Regions from separate parts of the Homo sapiens genome. Here region 1 is linked to region 2. A link is a loop called in an ENCODE intact Hi-C map of the cell type or tissue named here. Cell type or tissue: GM12878. All regions are shown on one strand. Links, peaks and the distances in the headings refer to the core of each region. The heading gives the core; the rest is flanking DNA.

Region 1 (12,526 bases), core at 3,479-8,478, 48 kb after region 2:
ACAGCCTCTGGTTGGAAGAAGGAGACTTGCCTAAGGCTATTATGTTTATACAAAATTATTCCCCCACCCCCAAAATTGTCTGTTTTAAACTAGACGTTCAACTTGGCTGCCTTGGTACAAAAAGCTATTTGATATTCAAGTAAGAGTGCTATAAAAGCAGACCAAAAAGGAAATAGGCTAGGCAACGTCATTGCCGACAGCTGAAGGATATGATAGAATTAGCAGCATCTGCTTAGGAAGTGCCTGACCTCACAAAGGTTGACAGGAATAATTTTGAGCCTGTGTTTGGAGCCACAGAGGATTAGGGGAGTGTGTGTGTGTGTGTGTGTGTGTGTGTGTGTATGCGTGTGTGTGTGTGAGAGAGAGAGAGAACGATGGAGAGAATGTGAGAGCATGAGCAAAATCACTCACTGACCTTTGGCTTGGTAAACTGTTTCTTGGGTTGCCTGGCCCCTGGTAAAGTCTTCAGGACTCTGCAGGGAAAATCCTGAGGTCAGGCAGATGAGAGGCGACTGTGATGACCCCATGATGGAGAAAGAGTGCAGGGGCAGTGATACATTCTGTGCTTGGTCCCCTGATCCTTATTGACAGGAGGGTGCCATGGGGAAAGCCAGTCAGAAATGGAAATGCTCTTTACCTACTCTGTCTTCTCTCCCTGCCTTCTTCTACCCAACAGCGGCATGAACTTGGAACTGTGAAAACAAAACTGAGTTAGACAAATCTCAGTGAGGAATTCCTTAGGATGGCATTGAAATGTCTGTAAGCACTGTGGTGCCAATAGGATGAATAGAAAAATAAATTGGAATCCCAGCCCTTTGGAAGGTTGAGGCAGGTGGATCACCTGAGGTCAGGAGTTCGAGACCAGCCTGACCCACATGGTGAAACCCCATCTCTATTAAAAATCCAAAATTAGCTGGGCATGGTGGCGCATACTTGTAATCCCAGCTACTCAGGAGGCTGAGGCATGAAAATTGTTTTAAGCTGGGAGGCGGAGGTTGCAGTTAGCCAAGATTGCGCCGCTGCACTCCAGTCTGGGCAACAAGAGCGAAACTCTGTCTTAAAAAAAAAGAAAAAGAAAGAAAAATCAGAACAGAATGGAGCAGCAAGTATTATACATTAGTTGAAATCAACCAAGTGGTGATTTGGGAGAAAAGCATCAGGATGGGAGGAAGGCTATGAGACAAGGCAACTCAGAAACAGGCCTGAACACTACAGCGGGATAGAGGCAGGGATCTGAGATTGGTAGCAAACCTAATATAGCTGAGATGGAACCCACAAAATTGCTTGGGAAGGTAACCCAAGAGTGTTTAAAATGACGTGATTGTTTCCTTATGGGGTAAGCATTTTTAATCCTGCAAAAATTTAGAAAAAAATGAAGAAATGTTTAAGAGAATCAAATTCATAATATTTTTGTTATACACATTTGGTTTTTTAAGTATTTGTAATATTTAAGGGAAACTGACCCATTAGAATAACAATCATCCTTTTGATGCCAAACAAAATATGTAATTAAGAAATTGATTTAGTTTTCTAATTTTAAATTAAAAGACATTCTAAAATTGCGATCAGTATTGGGATTCTTGAGAGAATATGGTTTTTCACATTTTAAAGCTTAATTTGTTAGAGCTATAAGAAGTTTTTAGACAACTGACATGAGAGAAATAAAATATATTAAATATATAAACGATATAAAATATTTGAATGAGTTTTATAAACTAAATTTATAAATGGGACCTAACATTTAATTAAAAAGCCCTCTTAAAAGTGATTGTTGGCCGGGCACTGTGGCTCACGCCTGTAATCCCAACACTTTGGGAGGCCGAGGAGGGTGGATCACCTGAGGTCAGGAGTTTGAGACCAGCCTGGCCAACATGGTGAAACCCCATCTCTACCAAAAATACAAAATTAGCCAGGCATGGCTGTGGGCACCTGTAATCCTAGCTACTCCAGAGGCTGAGGCAGGAGAATTGCTTAGAACCTGGGAAGTGGAGATTGCAGTGAGTCGAGATCGTGCCACTGTACTCCAGCCTGGGCAACAGAGGGAGACTCTGTCTCAAAAAAAAAAAAAAAAAAAAAAGTGATTGTTAACAATTGTCATATTTATATATATATATATTTTTTTCTGGTTAAATAAAATGTTTTATTATAATAAATCTCACCTGTTTCTACTTTTCTTTTTCTTTTTTTATATTATACTTTAAGTTTTAGGGTACATGTGCACATTGTGCAGGTTAGTTACATATGTATACATGTGCCATGCTGGTGCGCTGCACCCACTAACTCGTCATCTAGCATTAGGTATATCTCCCAATGCTATCCCTCCCCCCAACAATTGTTATATTTATAAAGAGTAATAATATTTCTATATTAAACTTAAAATCCTAAGGCAGAACCTAAGATTTTAAATTAGTAATTTACATAGATTGAAGATTAAGTTTTAAAAATTAAAGTAGCTCTTAATAATCTTTACTGGGCAAAAAAAGGGCCCTTGAGATTGGATAGGGTTTTGATGTTTGTCCCCTCCAGATCTCATGTTGAAATGTGATCCCAGTGTTAGAGGTAGGGCCTGGAGGGAGGTGTGTGATCCCTCATGAATGGCTTGGTGCCCTCCCCATGGTATTGAGAGGGTTCCCAGTCTGTGAGTTCACAGGAGAGCTGGTTGTTTAAAACAGCCTGGCACCTTCTCCTCTCTCTCTTGCTACCTCTCATCACATAACACGTCTTCTCTTCCGCCATGATTGGAAGCTTCCTGAGGCCTCACCAGAAGCATATGCAGTCACCAGCATAGTGACTGCCTTATTTTGTAGATAAGGAAAAGACACAAAGAAGTTAAATGACTTCGCAAGATTGCATGGCTAGCAGAGTTAGAGATAAGGCTGTGGGTTGTGTACTCTAATAACTCCCAGTTCAGGATTCTTCTTGGAGCACTTCTTTGTCAGGGCAAGTGGCTTTGATGGTGAGAATGAAGTCATAGCATCAGTTGGTGGTTCAGGCTTTACAATTTGGCTGAGGGGACACTGCTGCATTCCAAAGCTTTGGATGAAAGTTGATTAATTTTTAAATACACTCACCTCCCCCTGCAAACTTTGAAGTCTCTCCTGTATTCTGGTTGTGAATCTTCAGCCTTTCAAAGCAACCTAGTTCTAAGGAAACTGTCCTCAGGACTAAGGTCTCTCATTCTTGGAGATGTCTTTGGAGGGACACACCTTAGAGGCTCTCTCTCTCTCTCTCCCCCAGGCCCTGTGCAAAATCCCAAAAATGCTAGCTTGGTAGGTGACTGTAGTTGAGAGGAATGGGCCTGGGAGGAGGTAGGGGCAAGTCAGTATATCCCAGTAAAAGCAAGCTTTCTGCATAAGGCGGGTGTAGAAGATCTGATTCAGCAAGGCTGCCCCTGAAAGTCAAGAAACAAGAAGAGGCACAAGGGAAGAGTCCTTGAATTTCAATCTCTAGCGAGCTCGTGCGTGAAGGAGCTTTGGAGGGATTTCCCTGAGGTGGGCTGAAGGAGTGTGACCAGTGAGTGAACACCCCTAGGGAAGAAGGGCCATGATGCCGTTGAAGGTATGCGAAGTACAGAGACTCCCCCATTTTGTGTGTTCTTCTCATGCCCCTTGTCCTATCTAGTATGTTTATATCTGTTTTGTTTGTTTGTTTTTGTTTTTGAGACAGGGTCCCACTCTGTTGTCCAGGTTGGAGTGCAGTGACACAATCACAGCTCACTGGAACTTCTGCATCCTGGGCTCAAGCGATCCTCCCACCTCAGCCTCCCCAGTAGCTGGGACACAGGTGTGTGTCACTACGCCCAGCTAATTTTTAAAATATTTTGTAGAGACAGGGTTTTGCCATGTTGCCTAGGCTGGTCTCCAACTCCTGGGCTCGAACTCCTAGGCTCAAGCAATCCACCTGCCTCGGCTTCCCGAAGTACTGGGATTACAGGCATGAGCCACTGCGTCTGGCCTAGTATGTTTATATCTGGGCAGGTTTGTGCAATATCGCAATAACCCCTCACAGGAAAGAGAATAGATAACAGTATTGCCACTTTAAAATTGAGGAATCTAAAGTCCAAAAAGGATAAGAATCAGCCAAGTATAAAAAAACTAGGAAGTAGCAGGGCCTGATTTCTGGACTCAGATCCACTATTGTTTATTTTTTTCTTCTGCTGTTCTTAGTCTTCCTTTTCATTTTAAAAGCTTTATTAATTTTCTTGTTTTTCACAGAGTTAATATATGTATTAAAAAATAGAATAGGCTGGGCGCAGTGGCTCATGCCTCTAATTCCAGCTCTTTGGGAGGCCGAGGCGGGTGGATTGCTTGAGGTTAGGAGTTCGAGCCCTAACCAGCCTGGCCAACATGGTGAAACCCCATCTCTACTAAAAGTACAAAAATTAGCTGGGCGTGATGGTGGGTGCCCGTAATCCCACCTACTAGGGAGGCTGAGGTAGGAGAATCGCTTGAACCCAGGAGGCAGATGTTGCAGTGAGCTGAGATCCCGCCACCGCACTGCAGCCTGGGAGACAGACCAAGACTCCATCTCGGGGAAAAAAAAAAGGAATAAAATAAATATACATTAAAAAAAAATCATAATTCTATCACTTAGAGGTAGTCATTGTTAACACCTTGGTATATGTTATTTTAGATATTTTTCTATGTATGTAATAGGTAAAAATGTGGTTTCATACAACTTATAATTTTGGTAACATGCTTTCTTTTCTTCTTTTTTTTTTTTTGCATTGGTTCAAAGAGAAAAAAAAAACCTATCTTCTCAACTATACCCTTAACAGTTATAACAATATATGTACATAGTTTAAAAAGTCAAAACAGTCCAGTGCAGTAACTCACACCTGCAATCACAGCACTTTGGGAGGCTGAGGCAAGAGGATTGCTTGAGCCCAGGAGTTTGCAACCAACCCAGGCAATGTAGTGAGACACAGTCTTTATAAAAAATCAAAATATTAGCTAAGTATGGTGGTACACACCATAGTCCCAGCCACTTGGGAGGCTGAGGCAGGAGAATCACTTAAAGGCCTGGGAGGCGGAGGCTGAAGTGGGTCATGATTGCACTACTGCACTCCAGCCTGAGCGACAGAGAGAAACGTTCTCTTGAAAGAAAGAAAAAGAAAAAGTCAAAACAGCACTACAAATGTTACATCAAGAAACATTTGCCGTGGCTACCCTGCTTCATACCTGATTCTGTACCCCTGAGGCAACTGCTTCCAAATCCGAAAACCTTCTAAACAACATGCTTATGCTGCTATTTCTTGATTTTGCAGGTTTGGATATTATGCACTAACTTTCTGCTGAGGCAGATGAGGAGTTAGTTTTCTTGTGTTTGCATCCCCCTTTCTGTCACTCTCCCCTTCCTCCCTTGCTCCAGATATGGTTATAGCACTGTTTTATGATGTGGATGAAACCAATATTTCGGTGGTCACATTTCTGGAAGTATGTGACGATCATTCACGCTGAGCCATGTACTGTGCTAAGATTACTTGTTCTCTCTTATGTAACTCTTTACCTCTGGAATGAATAATTGATTTATTTTTGTTTTAATTGGCTTAGTTGGTTGGTTTTGCACGCAAAGCTCCCTGACAGAACTGTGCATCACGTCCTGATCCATGCGCAAACATTATTCCCTCTTTCACTGAGACAGCCCTCCTAAAGGCCCCTGTCCTGCCCGTATTTGGGAGAGGTGGTTCTCCAGGGCCACCGTGTTCTCCTTGCCATCATTCTGGAATTCCTCTCTCCTGCTCTCCTGGGTTGGATGCCCTGTGTTCTGGCACCCGTGTCTTCCTATGTCTTGGTTGACTTTCTCCAGTTTGTTGCACACATCCCTTTTAGTGGATGAAGAGATAAAAGTTGGTTTTGTTTCCAGATCAACATAAATTAACAAATGGAATTCATCTCATGTGGGATCCACCAATTCCCATTTTACTTTGTAGACTCAGGATTATGGTCAGATTTGTTTTTTTCCTCTAGATTCAGTAAGCCTTCTACACTTAAAAACTTTATCTGAAAATCCAAGCTGTGGCCATTGCAGGAAACAATAGCATAAAGTGTGCTCCATTTAAAGAAGAGGATAATTTGAACTAAGAGCCTTCAGTCCACTGAAAAGTGAGCTCTGGAGACTCTGGTAGGTGATGTGCAGATTGTCACGTGTGCTGGCCTCACACAGCTCTTTCTCACACCTCTGCCCTCCATGTGGCCTGTGGGCTGTCAGATGTGGCTCAGAACTTTGTTTGCCACACTTCATTTGAGCACAAAGTATAGGGCTTGGACAGGTGTTGGGGACTTCACGGTGGCTTCTGAAATGGTTTCCCAGAAAGGCAGTGACTCATCCCAGGAAACCCTTTTGTTTTCTTTCTGACCTTCCCCCAACTTCCTGCTCCACCTATCTGTGCATGAGTTTTCACATTCCTCACCAAGAGACAGCAGCTCACCTCTAACTTTAGTCAACAGTGGTGACTGGAGACAGTTCTGGGAGTAAGACAAGGACACCCCTTCTGACAGTAACGTCCATGAGGGTACTAGGTTTTTCCTCCATGTCTTGGCATCTCCCCTTTGAGGCATGTGTTAGTTTCCATTCCATGACCCTTAGAGAATCCCTTTTCCAACGTCCTTAATCAGAGTAGATTGGAACATTATAAAAGACACAGGTTTGGCTGGGCACGGTGGCTCACGCCTATAATCCCAGCACTTTGGGAGGCTGAGGCAGGAGGATCATGAGATCAGGAGATCAAGACCATCCTGGCCAACATGGTGAAACCCCATCTCTACTAAAAATACAAAAATTTATTTGTATTTTTGTGTGGTGTGGTGGCGTGTGTCTATAGTCCCAGCTACTTGGGAGGCTGAGGCAGGAGAATCACTTGAACCCGGGAGGTAAAGGTTGCAGTGAGCCGAGATAGCGCCACTGCACTCCAGCCTGGGGACTCCTCCGTCAAAACAAAACAAAACAAAAAACCCCCACAGGTTTGCCCTCTTAGCCCTTGCTTTAATGTGGGATTACTTTTGCACAACACAACTCTTTTTCTAGAAAATATACATCACTATATATTGAGTAACCGATATTCAATATTTTTGGATTGATGTGAGCTAACTGGAGAGGAGGTTTGTAGTTGCTGACCCACTGTGCTTCAGACATAGCCAAGAAGTTCGAGGCTAGCCTGGGCAACATAGTGAGACCTCATCTATACAAAAAAATAAAAAACATTAGCTGGGTGTGGTGGGACACGCCTATAGTCCCAGCCAGTTGGGAGGCTGAGGTTGGAGAATCTCAGCTGAGGTCTTCAATAGATATATATTGGCATGAATTATACAATTCAAATTCCTGTATGTTAAAAGGGATCTTAAAGATCACCCAGTGCTCCTTTTCCATTTGGAAGACAAGGATCCTGAGGTCTAAAGAAATTGCTTTCTCATGGCTGCCCAGCCATGTCCTTGGCCTTATTGGTCCTGGCCCTTCTAAGGCTACTACTCACACCTGCCTGTGTGCTGCTCTCCCGTTGAACTCCAGTCCCTCCTATCTGCACTTCTTCACTCTGCACCTCAGGGTATAGTTCTCAGGCTGCAAAAACCCCTTGGCAAAGTCCTACCCTTCCTTTGCCACTGGCTTCCCTGAAGCCCCCTCCCTGGTTCTAGGCTTCTCTCTAGACTGCAGGCAAATTCAGATTGGTGATTTTGGTTTCCTTCTGCTGAGAATCCATGACTTCCCATGAAGGATATGTTTCAAAATAATTCTTGAAAACTCGAATAGGAAAATGCTCACTAAAGAAATTTTGAAGAAGACACAAAAAGGTGATGTTTAGCTTTTCTGGTATTTCTTTGGGCATTTCTCCACTAGATCCCCTTCCTCCTAAGCAATAGGTTGTTTGTATTTTTTATTATAATCCTCACCTTACTCATTCAATTTTGTGTCCTGCTATTTTCCCTTTGTGCTCTTTTAGTGTAACTTTATGACAGATGGATTGGGAACAAACACACTTTTTAAAAGGAAACTTCTGTAGACTACTGCCACCTATTTATAAAAATAGGTTCTAGGCTGGGTGTGTCTGTAATCCCAGCACTTTAGGAGGCCAAGGCAGGAGGATCACTTGAGGCCAGGAGTTCAAGCCTAGCCTGGGCAACATAGGGAGACTCCATCTCTATAGACAAAAATTTTAAAATATTAGCTAGGAGTGGTGGCACACACCTGTGGTCCCAACTACTCAGGAGGCTGAGGTGGGAGGATCACTTGAATCTGGGAGGTCAAAGCTGCAGTGAGCTGTGATCACGCCACTGCACCCTAGCTTGGGCGACAGAGTGAGACCTTGTCTTAAAAAAAGAAAAAAACAAAAAAAAGGAAAATAGGTTTCTTTACTTTTTGGTAGTGCAAACAACAATGTGCACATTCAAGGCTAGTGTTTGGAGACAGGAGCCATGCTCCATATGCCTCTACATCTTCCAGTCTTCCCCACCGCTCCTTTGGGGGAGTTGGGGGTTGCATTCTCTGTTATTGCCAATGGGGCCTGTGTTTTCTAATAGTCTATGAGTCAGAATCCTTCCTCTGTCACCATATCCATATTCAATCCTGTCTTCTAGTCTCCATGATGGGAACTTGAGAGCCTCAGCACCATCTTGACCTGTCTGTCATCTCTTTGATCTCTCATTTACTGTCAGTCTGTTGTAAAACTCTGCAGCCTTGATACCTGCATACCCCATAACTCTGTGAAAGCAGGAACCGAGTCTTCCCATAAGCCTTAGATCTGTCTCTTTATCCCCAGTGTGATGTCAAGCATAGAGAAGACACTGATACATGTATGGTGACTGAATGAATGAATGCACGAATGAATGATATAATTGCAGTGCAGAGTAGTCTTCCCTTCTAGTGATTCCAAAAGCAAAATCAAGACTGGAATAGTAACATTCTCTTCAGTGCATTTACTACCACAAGTGCAGAAACAAACAATAGGAAACTGAGAATCAGAATGGGTTGAGATTTACCTTGGATGCAAATGATGGTTTCTGGTTTCTCAAGCCTCTTTCTCTCTCCTCACAGCCCACAGTCCCTGGGAATTACAAAATTCTTTTTATCATTAAAGAATATTAAATGGCTATTTTTTCTTTAATTAACTGTCCTTAATTTTGAGACCAAAGAAAAGGTTTATTTCCCAAGATAGCAGCAGCAAGCTCTGCTCTAAGGGAAAGCCCACATTTTTTATAAACTTTCCTTAACACCTCAAAATTTTAGTCCCAGGGTAACCTTGCTTGAGATGTAAAATTGCTATAAGTGAAAAACTACTTACTCAGCAATATAAAAGAATGAACAATTGATACATACCACAACATGAATGATTCTCAAAATAATTATGTTGAATTAAAGAAGCCAGACCCCCCCCATCCTCAAAAAGCATATATACTGCATGTTTCCATTTATATAAAATTATAGAAAATGCAAACAAATATATAATGAAAGAAAGGAGGTCAGTGCTTATCTTGTGGGTAGGGAAGGAAGAGCAGGGAGGCAGGGATGATAAAGGGGCACTGGGAAACTTTTTGGTGGTGATGGATGTGCCGGTGATGGTTGATTGTTGTGATGGTTTTGTAGGTGTGTGCCTGTGTCAACGCATATTAAATTTTATATTGTAAACACATGAAGTGTATTGGATGCCAATTATATGCCAATAAAGCTATTTTAAAAATTGCTTCTGGTGGAATAGAGTCTTAGTTTAGGCTGCTATAACAAACCACTATGGACTGGGTAGCTTCAATAACAGAAATTTATCTCTCACAATTCTGGAGGCTCAGAAGTCAGCAGATCCAGTGTCTAGTGAGGGCCCTCTTCCTGGATTAGAAATAGCCATCTTCTCTTTGTATCCCCACATGGCAGAAACCAGAGAGAGAGCATCTCTGTCATGTCTTTTCTTATAAGGGCTCTAATCCCATTCAAGAGGGCTCCACCATAATGATATAAAAACTTCTGGAGGCCCCACCTCCAAATACCATGACATTGGGGATTTAGGTTTCAACTTATAAATTTGGTGAGGGAGACACAAATATTCAGTCCATAGCAGAGTCCTGCCCATCACCCTATATGTCCTACCTCATTTTCCAGCTTCCCGCCACTAAAGGATGATCATCCCCGATTTTGTTCCTCAAGTACAATCGGTCTTTTGCCATGGTAGACGCTGAGATTTAATTGCTTCCTCTGGAAGTACAGAAACTATTTTAACCGGGCTACTGTTCCCTCCTGGTTAATTCCCTGAGCCTCCTGAGTGCTGCAGACAAGTTTGTCCTCTTTTTCTATTTCACACCATTTTAAGGGTTGCCTCCCTCACAGTCCAGTGGCATGTTTTGGATAGACAGCAGCCGATTGGGCACCTGTATTACTGTCTGTCTGGGCCATGACTCACCAGCCCCAATGATAACAATCCTTAGACCTTTGACATGTTTTCAGGATGCTTTTCAAAATACCTATTGGTTCCACAAAGGAAGCCCTGAGACAGTGAGTGACCCACCAGTGTTTGCCTCTTCTTCTCTTGTGTATTTCTTTCATTACTCTCCAAGGTGCTTTAATATTAGGTAGTTCCAGATCAGCAGTAAGAAATGCAAACAAATACCCTCCTCAGAAGTTCAGCATTATTTTACTGTCTTTGAAATATTTTCAGAACTTAAGGGAGAATCAGGAATGAGTCCCTGGAATTATATAGATGTGGGACATCATTGACCAGCTGAGGTAATGACTGTTCTTCCATCTTGCAGAAACAACAGGTCAAGGCTCTGAGTGGTTAAGTAAATAGCTAAGACCTTGAGCTAGAGCAGGGAGACTCAAACCCGTGCTGGTTTGTGGACAAGGGAAGAAATGGAGAGCAATTGTTTAGAAACGTTCATAGCAATATGATGGAATAGTTTTATGACATAATAACAAAAAAGTTGAGCTTGTATTTTATATGCCTGTTATTTTTAACTCTTTTCTAATAATTCATTTTTGTTTATTCTACAAAATTGAGGATTCATAGTAGATTGGAAATTTTAGAAAAAATCAGCGGGCCCTTTATCACAGATTTCTTGAGAAGCACTCAACTAATTTCATGGTCTCTGCAGGGCGGTTCTGGGTGCCTTCCTTCCAGTGAAGATCATGAGTACCTTCCTTCCAATGGAGATGATGGGTGAACTGTGGAGAGATGGAGACAGTGCCAGGGAGGAGGATGTCCCCTTCATCTCTGGTTCCTTTTCCTTTTCCTCCACATGCATCCCTGGAGAAGCACTCCACCAATAGCAAGCAGAGTTGAGACTAGAATAGAGGAGAATGCAGTTAGAGAAGGGCTTGGAAATGGCAAGGTTGGCAGGAAAAGCTTTGTGGTTATCACCTAGCATGCTGACTTAGGCAAATGCCCTGTACTCTGGACCTCAGGAGCAGGTGGAGGAAGCAGCTGAGAAATATCTCACTAGTTTGGAATGAAGCTGGAATTGTGAGTTCCACTATGTTTAAGACGCTCGTATAACCTAAGAGGAGGGAAAAAAAGGCTGCCTGTCATCACCCTGTAGTGTGAGGCTAGACATCGACATATTCCGACGGAGTCACTGATCAGAGGAACTTCCCTTTAAAAACATGGAGGGATCAGCACACTGCACAGGTACATTGTAGTGAAAAGAGATGGGATCAGAAAAGGGCTGAGCCTAAGATGGCCTCATTATCTGTCTTAAAATGGGGAGATCCAAGCAGCTGAAAGGCATCAGGAAGATGTCACCATCTCATTTCACAGCTGTCTCTGCTGGTCCCTGTTTGCTTTTGTTTCAGTAAATCGTAGTGTGAAGTAATGTTCATGTTCCCAGGGGACATGGAACAGCCTACTGCCCTGCTTGCCTTTGAAGCAGTTAGCTGACAACACCTTCACTATCACATCTTCTGGAGAGGTGGCAGAAAGAGATGATGCCTTCCTTTTGTTGACTTTCATACATGATTATATGTCTGGACACTCTTACTGACATCAATGTGCTTGTTGACTGGGAGGACAGGATCAGGTTGAGTGGGTTCAGGCTTTTTACTATGAGAAAAGCTTTTGCTCTTTACTTCGGGAAATGAAGGAAACACCCAGCCCTCTTGCTTGTTTGTTAAATTAAAGGGTGACTTCTGCATCGTAAACTGCCCTGGAATATATCTTGGTTTTGACTTGGGTAATGATGCACACATGCCTCAGTGTGCCTGCCCTGTGGCCTTATTATTATTTAGTCTGACATGTTGGGATTTGGGAGAGGGTTGAGATTAGAGCTTAGGGCTTATGTTGGTTAGCACCATCATGGGAGGAAGGGCCTGCAGCATGGTGAGCTACAGTCAAAGAGAAGCAGAATTGGAAACTCAGCTACCTTTCCCTCTTGTGCTAAACCCAAGTTTGTGACAATGCAGTCAGAATTAGTTACTTTCGGGGAGGATTTGCAATATCTGGACCCAACTGCAGTAGCAGTAAAGAGATTGACAAAGGAGGGCAAGCATAACATGTAAACTATTCCCAATGAATGGTTTAGAAACTCGTAAAGCCAAACTGGCACTTTCTAGG
Region 2 (12,526 bases), core at 2,990-7,989:
AGAGTATAATGTAGCCTCTATACTTGCTCCCTTCCTAATTTTTCTCCCTTGGGGCTGCTTTAATGACATCTTTGGGGGGATTACAGCCTTCAGATGAACCAAGGGGCATGTCTGACTTGGAAGAAAGAGAATGGGTTTAGGAATCTTCTTGTTTCTCTCCTCCCCTGCCCATGGCTAAGTCTGTCCTTCTGATACTATAATGAGCATCTTTTCCCCATCAGACTGAGAAGTGTAGTTTCTTGAGCTATAACCCTTTTAGTTTGCAAATCTCACACTGGTGAGGTGCTGATGATCGCTGGGCCCACTCTGAGTAGTGGCCCAGCAGGATTCCCCACACTCTGTGAGCTGTTTGATGGCATAGATTATGTATCCACCTAGTCCTTTTAAATTTCTGATCTCCAACAGGTCTTGGCACAGTCCTGTGTACTGGGCAAGGTTAGACACAAGTGAGAGACTACTAGGAAAGAGCTTCAATAAACCAGCTATAGCTAAAGCAAAGGAAAATGTTCTGGAAAAGCTAAGCAGGCTCCCGAAGAAGCTTCCACTGGATTTTCCCATCAGATTGCTTTTGTCATAAGATCTTCTCTGGGGAAAAAATCCATTTTTTTTTTTAAAGGGAAGGAAAGAAAACCCATACCTAGAGGCAAAAGATGGCCCAATGACATCTTTGCCTGAGCTCTCTGTCAAGGAGAATCTTAGTGGAAGCCATAAGATTATGGAGTTTAGACATCAACAGAGAGAGTGTGGGTCAGGGAGGAGCTTACCTTAGACACACTCAGCATGGACCAAGGGGAGTTGTGTGGATCTGTGAGTGCCATTTTATCAAATACATAGAGATAACCTCTTTGCTGTTTATAAGAGCGAACTAATGGGAAGAAGCCAGCTTTAAAATTACCATTTTGTCAAGAAAGAATAGAGCAAGCACTATAAACATTTACCGTTTTTTTTTTTTTTGGTCTGTTTAGTAGATAAAATTCTATAAGACTCAACTACTTGTTATTAAACAAACTTATCTTGAGTATCTCCTATGTCTCAGGCACCAAGACCTGTACTCGTTGGAGACTATGATGGACAACACAACATGAATTTCTTGCCCTCAGGTGGTTTACAATCTAGAGAGGGAGGCAGACAAATGACCAGATGACATCCGAGAGACCAAGCTTTGCCTGCCCTCCTGTGGCCTTGGCTGGGGGATCCTCCTGTGGCCCATGGAAGGGGCATTTCTCTGAACTGAAGGACTCCACCTCTCCTATGCTATAACTGGCCAGGGATGGGCCTGCAGTGGCTGATCAGAGGTTCAGCCCTTGGTAATTCAAGCCAATCCAGTTTCTTGCCTTAAAATTTGTAATTGACATGCTGACAGATGAAGTTAGTTACAGGTGGTGAGTGAGCTTCAAGTTTATGGAGACTTGGGACTGAAGCCACTTGATGAGCCACGTATTCCCAGAGAGTGTGTAAAAGCAAAAGAAGCAACCAGAAGAGAGGATGAGAGAGGGGAAGGGGGCAGACTTGGAGAGTCAGCTCCCCTTGATGGCAACAACTCCCCTTGCTCCTTATCTTTGTGTCCTGTGAGATTACCATTCTTTAAAATAAATCCCTCTCTTCCTGCGACAAGTAGACTGAATTTGTTTTTCTTACAAGCAAAAGTTCTGTTTTTAATTCAAAATGTTAGAGAACAATGTGCAGTCAGCCTTTCTATCTACAGGTTCTGCATCCACAGATTTAGCCAGCCTAGGATTGAAACTGTAGTTAGGCCTGTAATGGTTGTGTCTGTAGTGAACATGTGCAGACTTTTTTCTTGTCATTATTCCCTAAACAATACAGAATAACAACTATTTACATTGCATTTACATTGTACCAGGTATTGTATGCAATCTGGAGATGATTTAAAGTGTACAGGAGGATGTGCATAGATTATATGCAAATACTATGGCATTTTATATCAGGGACTTGAGCATCCATAGATTTTGGTATTTGTGGGGGTCCTGGAAGTAAGCTCCCACAGATACTGAGGGTTGACTGTATTAGTTTCCCAGGACTGCTGTAATAAGTTACCATAAATGTGGTGGCTTAAGACGATAGAAATATGTTCTCTCACAGTTCTGGAGACAAGAATCCAAACTTAAGGTGTCAGGAGGGTTGATTCTCTCTGAGGTTGTGAAGAGAAACTGTTCTATGCCTGTCTCCTAGCTTTCTGGTGGCTCTCAGCAATCCTAATGTTCCTTGCCTTATAGACACATTCTTCAATCTCTCGTTCCCTCTTCACATAGCCTTTCTTCACATGTCTCTGTATTTTCCTTTTCTGTTTCTTTTTTTCTTTTTTTTTTTTTTGAGATGGAGTCTCACTCTGTCGCCCAGGCTGGAGTGCAGTGGCCTGATCTCAGCTCACTGCAAGCTCCGCCTCCCGGGTGCAAGCTCCGCCTCCCAGGTTCGCGCCATTCTCCTGCCTCAGCCTCCCGAGTAGCTGGGACTACAGGCTACAGGCGCCCGCCACCGCGCCCGGCTAATTTTTTGTATTTTTAGTAGAGACAGGGTTTCACTGTGTTAGCCAGGATGGTCTCCATCTCCTGACCTCGTGATCCACCCGCCTCGGCCCCACAAAGTGCCAGGATTACAGGCGTGAGCCGCTGTGCCCAGCCCTTTTCTGTTTCTTATGAGGAACGCTTATCATTGCAGTTAGGGCCCATCCTAATCCAGGATGAGCTCATCTAGAAATCCTTACCTTAATTACATCTATAAAGACCCTTGTTCCAAATAAGGTCACATTCTGAGGTTCTGGGAAGACATATCTTTTAGGGAGATACCATTCAACCCACAATAAACAAGGCACCAATGTGTTCATTGCTGGGTTACTCAGTTGGTGGATCATACATGACTTAAACAAGCAACAAAGCAGAGGCACTCATGGAGGAAGTGGGGAGAGAGAGGTATTTTTTTTAAAAGAATTTGATATTAAAATAAAATTGAAGTTCTTATAGGAAAACTTATGATTTAGGATTGTTTTAATTTTACTGAAGTGGAAGAGTAACACCATACTGTTCTCTGTATCTGGGGTCTCCAAAGCTGTTAATATCCTTAGTGAATTTTAAATAGTTGAGTGTCATCAGAAGGTAGAATGTAGAAGAGTAGAAGAGTCATTTTCCCTGTTGGTGGTGGTTTGTTTTGTTTTGTGTCTTGCAATTATTGAGGCCACAGGTGACCGTAGCAGGAACAACCACTATGTTATCAACATAAGTGGTAGAGGATTAAATGGAGACGAAGAAGATTTTAAGTGTAGATTACTTTCGCAAGAAGCTCAATTGTGAGATGAAAGGAAGATTTCAGGGTCTCTGAAATGTGGTCTGTGACCACAGAAAATTGACTGGTGTTTGTGACAAATCTGGTGTTTGTGACTAAATGCTACAATTAACTCTAACTGCTGTCAGAACCTCTCAGGGATGGCATCCACTGATGATGTCTCTTAACCAGTACAAACTGAGGTTCTTAGCCAGGCTGGAAGCCCCTGACCCTGGTACCATCATGCCCTGAGTAAAACAGCACCTTACCCCATGTTAATCCTATAGCTTGACATACGAGAAACTTACAGTAACCTGAGCATGCCATGCCAATGCCCTCTTGGTCCCTTGTACAAGCTATTTCCCCTGCCTGGGATGTCCTTCCCCCTTGTTTACCTACTCATCTGTCAAAGCTCACCTAGAATATTCCCCATTTGTTCTACCCTCCTTCAGGAAGTTGCTCGTTCTTTAGATCCCCATAGCACTCTTATAAGTATGTAACACTCATCACTGTACTATGGAATTCCTTAATTTTCTGCTTCTCCTATTACCTCATTGAAATCAGGATCCCCATTTTTCCTTCTTCTAGTCCTCAGCTCCTTGCACAGTATTGGGCAGATGGTAGGAGTTCAATAAACATTTATTAAATAAGTGAATTTGCAGTGAATACATTCAGATACTCAATACATATTAAGGGGCACACTTGGATGTCTAACAAAAGAAACCAGCCAGGAGGAGGAATGAGAGAGGGAAACTGGGCAGACTCATTATCAGCATCCATCAGCCCCCTCCATTACTACTGGAATCCAGGTTTTCAGCAATATCCACTCGCTTCCAAGCAGCCATGTGCTTAGGGGAAACTTACCCTTCCCCAGCCCAAGGGTGGATCTGATTGATCTAAGAGCAATCATATTTCCTTGCCAGTGATTGATTCAAGAATGGGCATGTCACCCAATTCTGGCCCACAAGACATGGGAGACTTCTGAGAAATGTTTTCTTGCTCCTAAGAAATGAAAAAATGCTTTTTACTATAGTTTGGATACTTGTCCCCACCAAATCTCATGCTGAAATGTAATCCCCAGAGTGACAGTGTCGGAAGGTGAGGGGCCTAATGGGAGGTGTGTGGGTCATGGGAGCAGATACCTCATAAATAGATTAATGCCCTCCTGGGGTAGCGGTAGGTCGGGGGTGGGGTGAGTTCTCACTCGATTAGATCCCAGGGTTGCTCATGGTTAAAAAGAGCCTGGCACTGGCCAGGCGCGGTGGCTCACGCCTGTAATCCCAGCACTTTGGGAGGCTGAGGCGGGTGGATCACGAGGTCAGGAGATCGAGACCATCCTGGCTAACACAGTGAAACCCCATCTCTACTAAGAATACAAGAAATTAGCCGGGCGCGGTGGCAGGCACCTGTAGCCCCAGCTACTCGGGAGGCTGAGGCAGGAGAATGGTGTGAACCCAGGAGGCGGAGCTTGCAGTGAGCCGAGATCGCGCCACTGCACTCTAGCCTGGGCGACAGAGCAAAACTCTGTCTCAAAAAAAAAAAAAAAAAAAAAAAAAACAGAGCCTGGCACCTCCTGCCCCCTCACTTGCTTCCTCTCTTGCTGTGTGATCTCTGCACAAGCCAGGTCCCCTTTGGCTTTTGCCATGAGTGGAAGCAGCCTTAGGCCCTCATAATCAGGAGCCAAAAAAACCTTTTTTATTTATAAATTACCCAGCCTCAGGCATTCCTTTATAGTAATACAAAACAGACCTGACACTTTCTCTTCTTCCTCAGGGTGTTGTTATGTCCAAAGCCATCTTGCCATGCGCAGCCTGAGAATGGAGCCAATGACTGAGGGTGGCAGAGCAGAAAGATGGTAAGAGTCTGAATCTGTAATAACTGGGCTGGCCACTGAACCTGTCTACCCAACCCTCTTCCCCTTGGGGATTACAGTTATCCCCATCAATGAATTTTTAAAAATTGTTTAAGGGTATTTGAATCTGGTTTCTATGACTTGAAGCCAAAAGCATTCTAGCTAAAATAATTTGCCATGTAGTAAATGTTTATTAAACCTTTTAAGTAAACATTTATTAATGTTTATTAAACATAACTTGATTTTAAAGTTGTGGTCTTAGAAATGAATAAGCATGTCCCTTGTGAGTCTGTCATGCAATGGGATCTGGAAAAGGGAAATACAGTATTCTTATGGTCATCTCCTTATAAGCCCACACTTATTTTGTTTATTTGACCCTACCACTCCGATAGTACAGGCTACACTTATTTTCCTGGAAGATTAAGAAAAATTTGGCGGTGAGCTATGCAAGGGGAAGTAAACAAAGTCACGAGACACAGACAGAAAACTTCATTTCCATTCAATCTCTGACCCCAAGAAAAAGTCACTTTGGGGAGATACATAAAGTTTTAAAAATTAAAGTGCAATTAATTGTAGTTAAGTTTTAAAAAATTAAATCTGGGTTCCGCTGGCACATGAATAGAGCAATGAAATGGAATAGGAAATCAAGAAGTAGACCCAAATACATACAGGGATTTAGCATATGATAAAAAAAAAAACACCTCATTTCAAATCAGTGGGGGAAAACTGGAGTTTTTATTAATGGCGTCTGGACAACAGGGTAGTCAGCTATAACAGTAAATAAATGTTAAAAGTTAGAGCTATACCTCACACCTTGCCAAATAAATCTCAGATGGGTGGGTCAGAGATTTTACAAACATGTGAAACCATAAAATATGAAAGAAATCATAAAAGATTTTTTGTTGTAATTTATAGCTTAAAAAACCTTTTAAAACATGACACAAATTACAGGAGTCATAAAATAAAGACTGAAAAATTCAGCTGTGCTTTAAAAAATATCTGCATGCAAAAATGACAATAGCAAGTCAAAAGTCAATGGACAAGTTGAGAAACATATTTGCAACTCACTGGTACACAATGAATCCTAGTTAGTAAGGAAAAGATGAAGAAACCAATAGAAAAATGAGCAAAGGACATTATATCAGGTGATATAGGTGGGCAATTTGGCAATATTTATTGAAATTACAAATATACATACTCATTGATTCAACAATTTTATTTCTAGAGATTACTTATAATACTTAAATATTCATAATGCTTAATAGCAATTATATTAAATTACAGACACACTCTTATGCATGGAAATCATTTATGAATAAGGTTAATCATTGCAGCATTGTTTGTAGTACCAAAAAATTGGAAGTAATGTAAATGATCATCAATGGAAGAGTAGTTAGACAAATGATCCCATTTGTCTAATGTAATGAATTACTAGTCATAAAAAAAAAGATTGAGGGAAAAGATTGAAGAGTTCTTTTTATAGTGAAATGATGTGGCATCATCTCCAAAATACATTAAGTAAAAAAAGCAAGGTACAGAAGAGAATAGTGAGTTACTATTTGTGTAAACAGAAGATCATGGGTGGTGTCTTATACAAATTCACTTGGATATTTCTGCAAGAAAAAGTAGTCAGTCAGTGACACTGATGCCCTCAGAGGGGAAACAGGGTGGCTGGTGCCTGTGGGTAGGAGGGAGGTTTCACTCTATATAATTGTATACCTTTTGAATTATGAACTATGTGAATGTATTACCTATTCCAGTTCCAAAATGAATACATTACCTTTTAAAAGGTATTTTGAAACCAAGAAAGAGAAATAGAAAACCCTCAACACTTTACAAATGAAAACTAAAGGTGAGGAACTGCAAATCTGATTCAACAAATGCAGCCCCCATATCTAATATGATTAGGGCCTAACATCCCCACAAACATCTTCAGCCTTTCTACCAACCTCAGGTAGACTAGGATTTGATTTGTCAACCTTAACCCCTCCCTGCCACTTCCCGTTCCTCCTGCTTTAAGGTCAGGTCTGTCTGCCTGGGATTTGCCTTTGGGCTCTGTCATCCTCACACCCTGCATTGATGACCTGCAGCGGAGCACCAAGCCGAGGGCATCCTACATTGCTCTGCTAAGCACAACTCATGGGCGTGATTGTTTGTCTGAAGGATGCAAAGGTAGTTGAGATGTTTAATGTCGAATTATTAGACTAAGGTTGAAGAAAATGAAGCAGATCAAGGTAGGAGGTTTTTACCTGTAGGTATCATAATGAGATGGTAAGAAGAAAAGATAATAAATCATAGAGAGCAGGAGAACCAACAACTTGCCACACTTCGACTGGATTTTTCTCTTCTTGGAGCTCTGTAGTTGATGCCTTATTAACATCAGAGGGGATTTGATGACTTGTCATATTCAGTCCTGACTACTGAAATGAAAAGGATAGAAAATGAAAAGTATGGAAAATGAAAATCAATTGCATTCTTTAATTTTAGTCATTCCATTCCTGGAGCATATTGAATACTACTTTGGGCTCTTTCATTGTTCAGGTTATTAATAACAAAGAGCCAAAGTATTTCACATTCCTAAAGAGTCTTTCATCTCAAAGGAGCCAATGTAATTCACTAATTCAGTTACCTGAACTACATTTGGTAATTATTTGAGGATCACTTCACCCAGGGGTGAATTTCGACGAGTTGTGTGACACAGCTGACAGTCGCTTCGTTCTCCAGTCAGTGCAAAAGAAAAATGAATAGCTAATGGGGGATGTCCTCCTAAAGGATTTTCCCAGTGAAAACTTCTGGGAGATGGATGCTGAAAGAATGTAATTAATTGCCCGAAATTAATACCTCCAACCTTACTCAAGGTTTTCTGACCTCTTTACTAGTGTCAGGGTGGAGAGGTGGCTTATCTCAGAACGGGGCCTTCTAGCAACTGAGAGACCTGTGAATAGCAGGCAGTCCATTGCTATCTCGTTTTACATTCATGTATTTTTTTTTTTTAGTGATTATAAATGGTATTGTATTTATAATGTTTCCACATATTCACTTTTAGAATACAGAAATACAAATCACTTTTTAATTGTCACAACTGATTTTCATATGTTGATCTTATGTCAGTGACCTTGCTGAACTCAGTTTAAGGAAGGTTTTTGTAGATTCCTTGAGATTTTCTATGCAAACTATCACTGCGTCTGCAAACAGAGATAATTTTAGTCCTTCCTTTCTTATCTGTATGCCTTTTATTTCCTTTTCTTGCCTTATTGAGCCGGCTAGATCACAGTTGGACAGCAGTGGTGAGAGCAGACATTCTTGCAGACATGCTTGCCTTATAAGTGATCTTAGGGGAAAAGCAGTCTTCTATAATTATAATGTTAGTTGTGGTTTTTTTGTAGATGTTCTTTATCAGATTGAGAAGGTTCCTCACTATTCCTAGTTTTCTGAGAGTTTTTTTTTTTTATCATTAATAGGTGTCAAATTTTGTCAAGTGTCTTCTGTGTCTACTGATATGATCATGTGATTTTTTTCCTTTTAATTTATTAATATGGTGGATTACATTGATTGATTCTTGAACATTGAACCAGCCTTGCATCCTATGAACAGGGATCATTCCAACGTTACCTAATTTTAAAGATCATATAGAAGAAATAGTGTCTCAGTTATATGACCCTAATTTGGAGGAAGGGGATAAGGGGTGAGAAACGAGCTCTTCCAACAAGGGCATTTGCCTTGGTTCACCTGACTGGATCAAATAAGACTTCTGGCCGGGCACGGTGGCTCATGCCTGTAATTCCAGCACTTCGGGAGGCTGAGGCAGACAGATTGCTTGAGCTCAGGAGTTTGAGACCAGCCTGGGCAACACAGTGAAACCCTGTCTCTACAAAAAATACAAAAATGAGCTGGGCGTGGTGGTGTGTGCCTGTAGTCCCAGCTACTTGGGAGGCTGAGGTGGGAGGATGGCTTGAACCCAGGAGGCAGAGGTTGCAGTGAGCCAAGATGGTGCCACTGCACTCCAGCCTGGGTGATAGAGCCAGATCCTGTGTCAAAAGAAAAAAAAAAGGTGGCAAGAGGTACTGAGGTCCAAGAGATGATATATCTAGCACTCCCTTCCACCTCAATGAATCCAACAGGAAGCAAAGACCTTCCATCTTCTCCTTACTAATTATGCTGTAAATACTTTCTCTTAATTTTTAATGTCATCTTTCCTCTTTTATTTCTCCCATCATCATTCCAAAACCCATTCAGAAGGGTGTATTTGCAGGCATGTTGTTGGGGTGGTAGAGTAGAGTGGGAAAAGAAAGAGGTAAGATGTGATGCAAATAGAATATATTTCAGCTGAATGATCTGTTTTAACAATCTGTGTTTGTCTAGAGATGTTTGAGAGCATGAGAAAGGAAGTCAAGGAAAGCTTGACCATCCCCGGCAGAGTCTGGAGTTTGGCAGCTGGGAATGGAGATAGCACGCAGAGTGAACAAAGGTCCAAGATGAGCTCAGAGCCACTGAATGACAACACACCTTCTGAATGCACATGACTCCTCAGATGCCTCTGGTCTCTAACACCTCACAGAGCAGCTGCCACACCACACCACTCTCAGGTTCATTAGTTATTCTTTAGGTGGTTAGAGCACAGCATGAAGGAAGCAGGGTTGATTGGTTTTATTCCTGCAATGATTAGGGCATTTTGCACTGCTTAGTGGCCCTATCCTGCTCCCTGAGGCTAGTCTACAGGTGGGAAATATTGGTCCTGCCGAGGAACCAACTGGCATCACCAGATGCATTGGCAACGTTGGAAAAATACAATCTCATGAGCAATGGTATGCCCCATGTGTCCTAAATGTTTTTCTATGCCAGTGATTTTCAAATTCTTTTAGCCTTTAAGTTTTTTTTTTCCCTCCAACTGAAATCTTACTAGGAAACTCATCAAAAAGAAGAGGAGCTGTTCTGATTCAAGTTTGGCAGAATTCAGAGATCCATGTAAAGGATTCCTTTCCTCCTCTGAACTCTGCCACAATCATTTCAATAAACAAAATTTTAAAACTACTGTATTATGTGTTCTTTAATGCTGGTTAATGTTCTTACCTAATTTTAAAGGGAAGAGACTGAGACATGAAGGGGCTATAACTTTTCCAAGTCAATGCCACGAGTTTGCATCAGTCAGGAACTGTGCTTGTCTGATCTGAAAACTGGTTTAAACAAGGCAGGGCTTTACTTTTCTGTCACCTAAGAGGACACTGTAGGGCAGTATAGGGCCGATGTGGTGGGGCTTATGAGGTCTTTGGGGACCTAGGCTCTTTGCGGCCCAACATTCCATGATCTCTAGGATGGATCCTCATCCCATGTTTATGATATGATTTCTAGAGCTCCAGCCATCTGATCAGCACATAGAAGATGTAGAAAGAGGGGGAATAGGAATAGAAGGGGTTTTCTAGAAAGGCTTAATGACTTTTGCTTACATCTGAAATGAGTAACTTAAAAAATTAAGCTGGCATACTGACATACCTGATATGGTTTTGCTGTGTGTCCCCACCCAAATCTCATCTCGAATTGTAATCACCGTGTGTTGAAGGAGGGACCTGGTGGAAGGTGATTAGATCATGGGGGTTCTCATGAGATCTCATGGTTTAAAGTGGGTGGCAGTCTCCCTCCTCCGTCTCCTGCCACCTTGTAAGATATGCTTTGCTTCCCCTTCACCTTCCTCCATGATTGTGTTTCCTGAGGCCTCCCCAGCCATGTGGAACTGTGAGTCAAACCTCTTTTCTTTATAAATTACTCAGTCTCAGGTGGTTCTTTATAGTAGTGCGAAAATGAACTAATACACACCCTTTCCCCCAGCAATATAGGAGCTCTGCCAGTGAGGAAGGGGAGAGCTGACATTGGTGGATAACTAACAGTTTGGCACAAAATATGTGTAAAAAGTATGCCTCTAAGTGAGCACATGTCCTGGATTTATCCCAATTGCAAATAAGCTGCCTCTTCTCCTCATAAACCCACCAAGTCAATATTTCAGCACCTAAATGTTTTTTTCTCATTTTTTTCTTATTCAGAAGAGGCTCAAAACTCCTTTGTCAGATTAATGTCCTGTATTTTATTTTAGAAAATAAGGTGTTCATAAAACAACCTAACTTGTTATTTGTTAAAATTGCTTGACAAAGGATTTTTTTTTTCAAAATATCGCATATGTTTTGGATTGTCTTCAGACCATAATCCTGCTCTATGAGGGCAAGTGGCAGGTGGGAAGGTGTAGATCAGCAATATGTGGTTTGTGACTGAACGTGGAAGTTGGATTACACTTCAGGGTGCATAGATGCCTGCCCTTGACCCTTTACCACATGAGGGTCTTTATTAGCTCCTCACTAAGGCATTCCTGTTCCCCACCTGCTTTCCTGCCCACCTCACAAGGGTGATGGGGGCACTATTGGTTCAGAGTGGGCTGCCACTGCCTGTGGTATAGTGTGGAAGACAAAGAATGGACATGGATTGAAAAGACCTGGATTCAACTCTGCCTTTGTGACCCTTTGACAAGCCACCTCAGTTCTCCAGGCCTCATTTCCTCTTTAGTAAAATGAGAGGATTAGACTAGATGAGCTCTGTGGACACTTCCAAATCAAATATTCTGATATTGTGTCTCCTGCTCCCATCCCCTGTCCTTTGTCCTCACGTGGGCTGGAATGTGAGGTACAAATGCTGCCAGTCACTGGATAAGGACTCTTAAAAGTCATCTGCTCACTTTCTTCCACCAGGAAGAATTATAATAAAAATTAGCCTGTTTGCTTAAGTTTTATGGATTTGTTTTATAGATCCTAGAGATTTTCCTAATGTAGGTCTCTAACTAAAATGCCTCCAGTTGGATTTAATGCCCATTTTCTCTTGCCCTGTTGATTATATGGCTGTCTGGATGTTCATAGGAAAACTTGAGACAAAATCACAATTGCAATAGGATGAAGAACATTTCCCAAAGGAATGGGATCCAGATTGCTCACTGTCTATTTATGAGTTCACTTTTTTTTTTTTTTTGGAGACTGACTCTCACTCTGTCTCCCAGGCTGGAGTGCAGTGGCATGATCTTGGCTCACTGCAACCTCCGCCTCCTGGGTTCAAGCGACTCTCCTGGCTCAGCCACCTGACTGGCTGGGATTACAGGAGTGTGCCGTCATGCCTGGCTAATTTTTGTATTTTTATTGGAGACAGGGTTTCACCATGTTGGCCAGCCTGGTGTCAAATTTCTGATCTCAAGTGATTCACCTGCCTCGCCCTCCCAAAGTGCTGGGATTACAGGCACGAGCCACCGCACCTGGCTGAGTTCACTTTTTAACTGACTCAGTCCATCAAGAGAACTGGGCACCTGCTACGTGCCAGTCTCTACATGGAAAATATGGGCTCCAATGCTTGCCTGATCTATTTTGCAGG

The links. A loop is a pair of places that touch in the nucleus more often than their neighbours do. Peaks named below come from ENCODE experiments on the same cell type or tissue, not always from the same donor. Only the 100,000 strongest peaks of a DNase experiment are listed, where the experiment ranks them.
Region 1: a loop joins it to region 2, with 2.3 times the contacts of the local background. A loop is called at or near these places in 8 of 110 quality-filtered maps.

The regions. Positions count from the first base shown.
Region 1 is chr14:34,037,716-34,050,241 of GRCh38, reverse strand. EGLN3-AS1 (EGLN3 antisense RNA 1) reads right to left here and starts at 10,261. Exons shown (of 3, transcript NR_184209.1): 1 at 10,072-10,261; 2 at 8,973-9,037. All of the region lies in intron 5 of LOC102724945 (a long non-coding RNA gene), which reads left to right. RefSeq lists enhancers at 6,185-6,479, 6,080-6,479, 5,607-6,806 and a silencer at 7,325-7,619. In GM12878, for the core only: no CTCF peak of the experiment used is centred there; a DNase peak (open chromatin) is centred at 6,211; H3K4me3 peaks cover 617 bases; H3K27ac peaks cover 258 bases.
Region 2 is chr14:34,084,926-34,097,451 of GRCh38, reverse strand. It overlaps LOC102724945 (a long non-coding RNA gene), which reads left to right. Exons shown (of 9, transcript XR_001750942.2): 5 at 5,050-5,131. LOC105370444 (a long non-coding RNA gene) reads left to right here. Exons shown (of 2, transcript XR_943735.2): 2 at 1,037-1,611. Among named protein-coding and RNA genes, the nearest start is that of EGLN3-AS1, 51 kb to the right of the region's middle. In GM12878, for the core only: no CTCF peak of the experiment used is centred there; no DNase peak of the experiment used is centred there.